Linked DNA regions of Homo sapiens: region 2 is linked to region 1. A link is a contact called in ENCODE Hi-C or POLR2A ChIA-PET data. All regions are on one chromosome and are shown on one strand. Each heading gives the region's core, a stretch centred on a gene start or an enhancer-like site at or near the end of the contact. The rest is flanking DNA. Distances are from core to core; before and after follow the strand shown. Region 1 overlaps PPP1R16B (protein phosphatase 1 regulatory subunit 16B). Region 2 overlaps DHX35 (DEAH-box helicase 35).

What was found. A loop is a pair of places that touch in the nucleus more often than their neighbours do. ChIA-PET counts read pairs that join two places held with the same protein, here RNA polymerase II (POLR2A). Pooled maps may share reads with other maps.
Region 2: a loop to region 1 is called in a pooled map, with 5 times the contacts of the local background. The contact joins two enhancer-like sites. A Hi-C loop is called at or near these places in 3 of 50 pooled maps. POLR2A ChIA-PET finds 5 or more read pairs at or near these places in 4 of 52 experiments (CD4-positive, alpha-beta T cell, GM12878, HEK293 and 1 more).

Annotation. Positions count from the first base shown.
Region 1 is chr20:38,890,168-38,894,699 of GRCh38, reverse strand. The region is part of intron 3 of PPP1R16B (protein phosphatase 1 regulatory subunit 16B); the gene reads right to left. Among named protein-coding and RNA genes, the nearest start is that of FAM83D, 34 kb to the left of the region's middle. RefSeq lists an enhancer at 576-1,534 and a silencer at 1,898-2,098. Within about 2 kb of position 2,564, at least 3 of the 41 ENCODE cell types and tissues checked have a DNase peak (open chromatin) inside an H3K27ac peak, as active enhancers do; they include GM12878, where a contact is called at or near this core.
Region 2 is chr20:38,986,085-38,990,616 of GRCh38, reverse strand. It overlaps DHX35 (DEAH-box helicase 35), which reads right to left. Exons shown (of 22, transcript NM_021931.4): 5 at 1,700-1,804. Among named protein-coding and RNA genes, the nearest start is that of DHX35, 26 kb to the right of the region's middle. RefSeq lists an enhancer at 2,486-2,605. Within about 2 kb of position 2,641, at least 4 of the 41 ENCODE cell types and tissues checked have a DNase peak (open chromatin) inside an H3K27ac peak, as active enhancers do; they include GM12878, where a contact is called at or near this core.

The sequences.
Region 1 (4,532 bases), core at 1,315-3,814:
AGACTGCGGGATGAAACTCTTCCCTAGAGGTGACCTCTGCGAAAGCCAGCAGGGGACACAGCAGGGCTCACAGGCTCAGCCCTGCCCACCCAGATAAGGGCTTGGGGCTTGGTCATCAGTGCAATGGGAGACATTGAGTTACACTACGAAGGGGAGCATGATCAGAATTGCTTTTAAAAACAACTGCTCCTCTGATTACACGTGGAGAACAGATGGTGTGTGTGCGCGTGCACGCCCACGTACATGTGTGCACGTTGGGAGGGGACAGTGAGGAGCTGTGTTGAAGCCACCCAGTTAAGAGATGATGGTGGCCTGGCCTCCAGAAACGACCACAGGGATAGAGAGAAGAGTCCAGACGCCAACAGAAGGAGCAGGAGCGGCCGTGGAAGCCCACGGCCCCAGGTGGCTGTGGGCGTGGGTGTAGGCGTGGGATGGGGCGGCACCACAGCCCCACCCCTATCCCCAGGGAAGCCAGGGCTCAGCGCCAGGACATGTGGGAAAGGAGCAGCCGTTTGCACAGATGGCGCCAGAGACCCAGGTTCTTTCTGCGCCAGCCGGTCTTTGCGGGGCGGGGGTGCGGGGGTGCGGGGGGGACGGTGGCTAGGTCTGAGGACATTCTCTCCGGACAGGCAGGGAAAGGTGTGACCCTGTAAGCGAGTGGGTGCTGCTTCAGACGGGCGGGAGAACCACGCAGCAGCACGGCGCGGCCGGCAGAGGGCGCCAAAGGCAACGAAGCGAGGCTGCGGTGGAAGGTGAGCATCTCCAGGCCTTCACTGGGAGATGCCGCTGAGGAGCCCCTGGGGTCAGGGGCAAGAGGGCCAGAAATCCAACCCCTAGAGACCGCAGGAAACATAGGGGGTGGAGTGGAAGCCTCTGGTTGAAGGGCGAGGGGACTGTGTGCCCAGATGGCAGAGTCTTGTGAGATAGATGTCCAGGGGCTGGACCAGTCTACACCTGGGAGACCCGGCCTGAATAAGGGCTGCGTTGGGGGCTGGGTGCAGGGGCGCACATGGAGTGGGTGGTAGCTGGTGGAGTGGGCGGGCCTCCTCCTCTGCTGCGGCCGAGGTGGGAAATGGCACCTGGCAGTCAGCCGCCTCCTCCCGCCTCCTCCCGCCTCCTCCCACTTCCTCCCTTCCCAGCTTCAATCTATCACCAGGTATGAATTGCACATCTCCTAAATCGCTGTCCCCACCCTCTGCCCTGGATGAAGTTTCATCATCTTTCCCTACCTCCCCGTCATTCCCCTTCCTAACACCCTCGACCAGAGAGAGCTTCTTCATTAATCTAATCATGTTGCTCTCCGTTTACAAACCTCTGAGGGCTCCCTGTTGCCAAGAGAAGAAAATCCACACTCCTTTGCCAGGCATGGGAAGCTCTTCTTAATGTGCCCCCATCTCCTTTGTTGCACTGGAGCTACAGTGACAATAGCAGTGATAACAATAGCAACAGCCCCGGCAGCAACAGTAATAGCATGTCACATCACATTGTCAATAACAATGTCTAATGCTTTCTGAGGACTTACAAGAGTCAAGCAGCTTGCTAAGCTTTGGCCATGCATTGCCTCATTTAATCTTCAAAACAAGCCTATGAGGATTGCTCTTTTTACAGACGGGGAAATGGCCCCTTTTATAGATGGGGAAACTGGCTCAAGGAAGCCTGGTGGTACAAGGTCACATGGAGTAAGATGAATTGAAATCCAAGCAGTCTGACTCCAAAGGCCCTGTTCTCAACCCTCTCAGTCTCACCACCTGCACCTCTCCCTGAGGCTCCCTGCTCTCTAACTGTGCCACATGGAACCCTCCAGACTCCAAACTTGAAATGCTGAGCCCCTTTCTCAAGGCTTTGCACATGCTATTCCCTCGGCTTTGAATGTTCTGCCTTATTCTTTTCTAGCTAGCAAGCTCCTACTCATCCTTCAAGACCCAGCTCAGATATCCCTTCCTCTTAGAAGTCTTTCTCAGTTCCCCTTTGAGTCGAGTCATCGGTTCCCAGTTTTAAGCTGCCACTGAGCCCCTGCCTATCTCCGTGCAAGGGCTGACCACACTGCATTACCTCTATTATTATTTATGTGCCTGTGGCCACAGCACACTCTGAACTCTGAGAGCAGGGACTCTGCCTAACTTACTTCTGGGGCCCTGTTCCCAGAAGACAGCTGGCATGGAGTGGGTACACAATAGGTATTTGTTGAAAAAATAAATGGAAGCTCACAGGCTAATGAGGGTGGATGTCTCCCTGAAAGGCCCCAACATGGGGCCCAAGGCACGTGTGGTGGTTGGGGTGAGGTGCGGGTTTCAGCTGGTCAGCCAGGAGCTTCATGCAGCTAAACTCGGAGCCTGGCGAGTTCCCGCCTCCCTGACCACGCATCCCCAGGGGCCCAGGAACCCACAGGAGAAACTGGTCCTGAGAAAGCAATGTGACCAACAAGGAAGAAGTTGAGGCACTATGTGAGGTGGCGGGAACCCCAAGCTAAAAAAAGGGTGCCACTTGAGAGTTCATTGCAAGCAGGGATGGCAACTCAACAGGGGACCTGGGGCTCAGAGAATTGCAGCTGTGGTGCCCACAGAGCAGTTAAGACTGCCTTGTTTCAAATCCTGACTTAAACACTCAATCACTGCTTGACCTTGGACAAAGAGATTTCACCTCCCCAAGTTGCACGGTATAATAAGACAGCCACTGTTTCTTTAAATCCAGTAAAATTAAATAAACTTCAAAATCCATTTCCTCAGTCACATCAGCCACATTTCGAGTGCTGTGGATCCGCGTGTGGCTGGTGGCTATTGTACTGTGCACTGCAGAAACACAGAACATTTCCATCATTGTAGAAAGTTCTATTGAATAGGCTGCCTCAGTTTCCTGAGCCATAAAACAGGGATGATAATATTTCTTTTTTTTTTTTTTGAGACAGAGTCTCACTCTGTCACCCAGGCTGGAGGGTAGTGGCATGATCTCAGCTCACTACAACCTCTGTCTCCCGGGTTCAAGCAAATCTCCCTACCTCAGCCTCCCTAGTAGCTGGGATTAGAGACACTCACCACCAAATTCCAGCTAATTTTTGTATTTTTAGTAAAGACAGGGTTTTGCCATGTTGGCCAGGCTGGTCTTGAACTCCTGACTTCAGGTGATCCACCTGCCTTGGCCTCCCAAAGAGCCGGGATTACAGGCGTGAGCCACCACGCCTGGCCTGGGGATGATAATATTTCTGAAGTTTGTTGTAAGGATAAAAATGAAATATATAACTGAAGTAATTTGCAGGGAAGTGGTCACATGATACATTTTAATAACTTTTAATAAATAATAATAATATTTATCCAGTATCGAGTGCTGCTTAAAGTTTTACATGTGTTCATTTAATCCTCACAACCACCCAATGAGATGGGTACTTGTTATTCCTCTTTTAGAGATGAGGAAACTGAGGCACAGAGAGCTTAAGTAACTTCCCCACAGTCACATAGCTAGTGGGTGACAGCTCCGGGCCACAAGCCTGACTGTCAGTCCTGACATCCTCACCTTTCTGGCACGCAGTAGGAGGTAGCCCACACATTTGATCCTCATGCCCATGGCTGGTGGGTGCAGCCCAGCCTTGGGAATTGGCATTTGGGTCTCCATTTCAGGGCAAGCTATAGCAGCCACCCGCTCTCTGCTCCCTAGTGGAGTCCCAGGCCCTCTAGGGTTCATGGAGCTGGGAGTCTGGGAGTTTCCAATGGCAGATGGAGTGGGGGTACTGAGGCAGCTGCCTGAGAGATGCCTGAGGCCCTGTGAGAGAGAAGCCAAGAGGACACACAGGGACCTGCCCCTGGGGCTTACGGGCAGGGCGTGGCCATTCTCTGTGCATCCCACCCCTGCCCTTGTACCGAGGTGGAGAGGCCCTCACCAGCCCAGGGTTCTGGTTGCCTGGCCTCTCACTCAAGTCCATCTGCTTAGAAACTCGGGCACAGGGAGGCTTTGGTGTGTTCATGCATTAATTCAACATGCACATATTGAGCACCTACTGTATGCCAGCATGGGGAAAGATGCTAGGACACACTCATAAGCAAGAGGTATGTGCTGTGCCCTCAGGCAGCTCAGCGTCTGAGTAGGGGAGAAGTCAACATCAAGTGATGACATCAATGGCTAAAATGACTAATTACGAAGGAAGAGGGCCTTCAGAAGACAAAGGGTATGTCTATCACAGCACAGCTCCCAGGCTCTTGCTGTGGACAGCAGCTAATGGGTGAAAGCACCAAGTGCTGTGGGAAGTGTGGTGGGGAGGAGCCCACTGGGTACAAGGACCTGAGAAGTTGGGTGGCTGGAGCCCAGAGAGCCAGGAGGCTTAGAAGATTGGTCATGAGCCCAGCCTCGTGCAGCCTTGTGCACTGTGGCAGAGTTTGTTCTTTATCCCCAGATTATGGGAAGACACCAGAGAACTTTGAGTAACAGGAAGAGATTTTTGGCTTAAGCATCCCCATGGCTGCTGCGTGGACAGAGAATTATGGCAGAGCCAGACTGAATGCTGGGGACCAGTTACGAGGCTGTAGCAGCATCCACGTGAAAGG
Region 2 (4,532 bases), core at 1,392-3,891, 96 kb before region 1:
ATACTGTATTTTTTTAAATTTACATTATTTTTTATTTTTATTTTGTAATATTAGCAATTCAAGGTTGGTTGAATCCACAGATGCAGAACCCGCAGGATGCAGAGGACTGACTGTACATGTAAAGCGTTTAGCATAGGACCTAGGACAGAGTAGTGTTTAAGAAAAGTCAGCTAATATTATTTCAGATTAATGAATCTTTATAAAATGCTTCAGACACATACAGTAACAGCCTTCTTAACGTACTGAATTTGTTTTCAGGTTAAACCATCTCCCTTGCATGCTGTATCTTAGGTGTTTTTTACTTTTTTTGTTTTAAGAGCAGGATGCATTGCCATCATATTTTTCTTGGACCTGGTACTAGCTGCCACATACATACGTAGTGAGAACTTCCACCAATGACAAATCACCAGTCGAGAACTGAGCACCTTGAAATTGTGACCAAATGGAATACAAAAGGTTTTTATGGACGGCTCAAAGGTTTTCATGGTTATGCAAACCACTGAAAATTAGCTAGTTCAAATATATTTGATGGTACAGAAAAATATTCCCTTCACCTAGCAAAATGAATATAACAAAATATGGCAATCTGGAAAATAAGGTCTACATTTTTACAAATCACTACATTGGTCATTCAGCTCATCTGATTTTCAATTTTCCTCTGTTGCAAATTAAGAGGTAACTGAGATTCTAATAATCAATTTTCATTTCATCAGATTATTTTCATTCACTGTTTTATTGCACTGTCTGATTAGACTTTGATTCTAGCACGGTGGTAGGTAGTACACACCCTGTTGAGTTGATTATACACTGATTACTATTGATACTAATTATTTTAACATTAGCAACAAGGCCAAAGAACACACATGTAAAATCCATTTTCATATGAAAATGGAAAAGTACTAATTAGTGAAACAACATTCATGAATTCTACACTTCATCAACTTATACTACTCTATTTTTAAGCCTTTTACAGGCTTGTTTCTATATTTCGATTGCTATTTGAGTCAGTGAAAATACAATAAAATACACATAAGAAAAGACAGCTTTGAGTCTTGGTCCTATCACTGATTGGCATATAATATCAGGCAAGTCATTCAACCTTCCAAGCCCTTAACCTCTTCATCTTTGGAATCAAGGACTAAACCTGACTTCCAAGCTCCTTTCTGGGATAAGATTGCAGGACTCTTTGAAAGAGCCCTGTGTCGGCCGGGCACAGTGGCTCACGCCTGTAATCCCAGCACTTTGGGAGGCTGAGGCAGGTGGATCACGAGTCAGGAGATTGAGACCATCCTGGCTAACACAGTGAAACCCCGTCTCTACTAAAAATACAAAAAAAAAAAAAAAAAAAAAACTTAGCCGGGTGTGGTGACGGTCGCCTGTAGTCCCAGCTACTCGGGAGGCTGAGGAAGGAGAATGGCGTGAACCCAGGAGGCGGAGCTTGCAGCAAGCAGAGATCGTGCCACCGCACTCCAGCCTGGGTGACAGAGAGAGACTCTGTCTCAAAAAAAAAAAAAAAAAAGAAAAAAGGAAGAGCTCTCTGTCTCCTAGCTGACTAAAGTCTCTGAATGTCAGGATACTTTTCTTCACTTTCTGCCATGGTATCAATGTCCTGTACAGCAGCAAGGACTACATGTTTTTAATTCTCCCAAAATAACCTTCTTCCTTATTTCCACTAGGAAAAGCAGCTTGAGCACTTTACCTTAATTCTCGTGGCCAGCTGGTCGGTGCAGTCATCAAAGCGGATGCAGTAGCCCACCTCGTGGCCCAGCACTGCACCCCTTTCTTCAGCTACTCTCCCTGCAACCTTTGGGAAGAAAGATCATGCTGAAAATAGAGACATAGAAATTACTGCACAGCGCACATACTATGGAAAATCTAAAGGTCATTTATATTTTAAATAGTATGTGAACACAATGAAAAATGAAAAGAGACAAGTTATTAGAGAACAAGCATAATAACTTTTGCAATTTTTATTATTATTATTATTGAGACAGAGTCTCACTCTGTCACCCAGGCTGGAGGGCAGTGGCACAATCTCGGCTCACTGCAACCTCCACCTCCCAAGTTCAAGCAATCCTCCTGCCTCAACCTCCTAAGTAGCTGGGATTACAGGCAAGCGCCACCAGGCCCAGCTAATTTTTGTATTTTTAGTGGAGATGGGGTTTCGCCATGTTGGCCAGGCTGGTCTTAAACTCCTGACCTCAAGCAATTTGCCCGCCTCAGCCTCTCAAAGTACAGGGATTACAGGCGTGAGCCACCACACCCAGCCAATTATTAACTTATGTATCTCACTTCATTCTATAATGGTCTTGGGGCAACTTATAAGAACATACACAATGAAAAACAAAATCACATAAAAATGTTACGGATCAAGATCCAAAAAATTACAGAAAAAATTTCAAAAGATCAAAGCCAATGAGAAAATGTTAAACATAGATATGCCAAAATTATTCAAGTTGAGCCACAAATTCAGCTCTAAATTTGGTGGCCAAAGCAAAAAGGAAAGTAAAAGAAATGACAAGATTCACCCTGTTCCTAAACAAAGGGCACACTAACCAGGGACAACTTTTCATCTCCACGCTCGAAAAGAAAACCCATCCCCCGGGACCATGAAGGCAGAACAGGAATTACCATATTCAAAGCTGGGCCAGTTTCATTTTCTCATCGAAGGCAAAAAGCTAAGTTTCAAGAATGAGATACCTGAAACAGTTCACAACTGTGTCCCAGCTGCCAAAGCCACTGAGAGGGGAAATACAGACAAACTCAGGTTTAAAACAAAGGGGGCAGATGAGTGGATGAGAAGATCAATAAAAAATCCAAGGTAGCATAATAAAGTGAAAGACAAAATATGTAATACATTATGAAGACCATAAACTATAGACAAAATTTCATCCATCAAAACATAACAAATAAAAAATGAATGCAGGAAAGAGAAAAATGAATCCAACAGCAAGATCTCTGCATTCCCCCAAGAAGGCTATTCAAAAGTTAACTTATTAATAGAAAATATTTAAAAGAATGAACAAGCATAAAAGTGGAAGAGCAATAATGAATATCATTTAGTTTAATTTAAAAGAAAATAGGACCGGACGCGGTGGTTCACACCTACAATCCCAGCACTTTGGGAGGCAAATCACCTGAGGTCAGGAGTTCAAGACCAGCCTGGCCGACATGGTGAAACCCCATCTCTACTAAAAATACAAAAAGTTAGTTGGGCATGGTGGCATGCGCCTGTAATCCCAGCTACTCGCAGGAGGCTGAGGCAGGAGAATCACTTGAACCCGGGGAGGTGGAGGTTGCAATGAGCCGAGGTCACACCACTACACTCCAGCCTCGGTGACAAAGAGACTGTGTCAAAAAACAAAAAAAGAAAGAAAAGAAAGTTTAGTATTCACCACCACATAAACTACCTAAATGAAAAGAACCAAAGGGAAGCAATATTAATAGAGATTTCCCAGGGCCCAGCACACCAATCCCCACAGAAGGAAGGAGTTCAGTCTCCCTCTTTCACAGGTGAGACAACCTCCCCAGCACCCACGCAGTTCCCAAGTCCTGACTTTAGAACATGGCTGGCACATGTGGTGTCCTGAGACAGAGCTTACTGCTCCAGCCTTTCCACCCCAGCAGCCCCAGGCTCAGGAGGGCAGAGGCTCCCTGCCCTCAGCTTCTGAGCTAGGCACACCCAGGCGTTTCCTGCCCATCAGTGTTTAAGACACTGAAGAGCAGATGAGGATCAGAAGCAGCTCTGCCTGGTGACTTGAAATTATAGAATGGGGAGGCCAAAACCAAATCAATCATCTGGCAGCTGGTCTATATCATGTAGGCTTTCAAAACGTCTTATGAAACCAGAAAGTTATCCTACATTGCTCTGCCTCTGGTGGTTGTATTTCCCAATGACCAGCATTTCACCAGGACAGATTTGTTATTGTTACTGTTCCAATTTCAACCCTACATGTCGTTATATTATAAATCTCAGAATATGGTACAGGTAGAGAATGTGTGCATAGAGATACTAGGAACTTATGGAGAAAATAGGCTTATAAGAATGAGCATACATAAATATATATACACCTACGATGTACCCACAAAAATTTTAAATTTAAAAAAATGAGCATAAATTAACAAATCTCTGTAAAAATATAATCATTTTATGGGTCTATAAGGTAAAAGCCAAACCTGTTTATTCTTACTCCTTCACTATTTGAATACATTTGCTATAAAAAGTATGTATTTTTATTTTCAAACTCTATTTTTAAATTTTTATTATTTATAATCACACAAGGTTATATTCTCTTGGCTTTTTAATAGATTTTTATCTCTATCACTTTAGTTCTGCTCCCAATAACCTCATCAACTAGACTGGACAAATACTATCTTTTTGACAGACCAAAAGGAAAGGGAGGTAAAAGACCAAAAAAAAAAAAAAAATCACTGAGCACCTACTACTGGCAAGTGCTGTGCTCTAAGCTTTCACAAATTTGTATCTCATTAAATAGACACACAGCCCATGAGGTAGACGAGACACTGTTGTA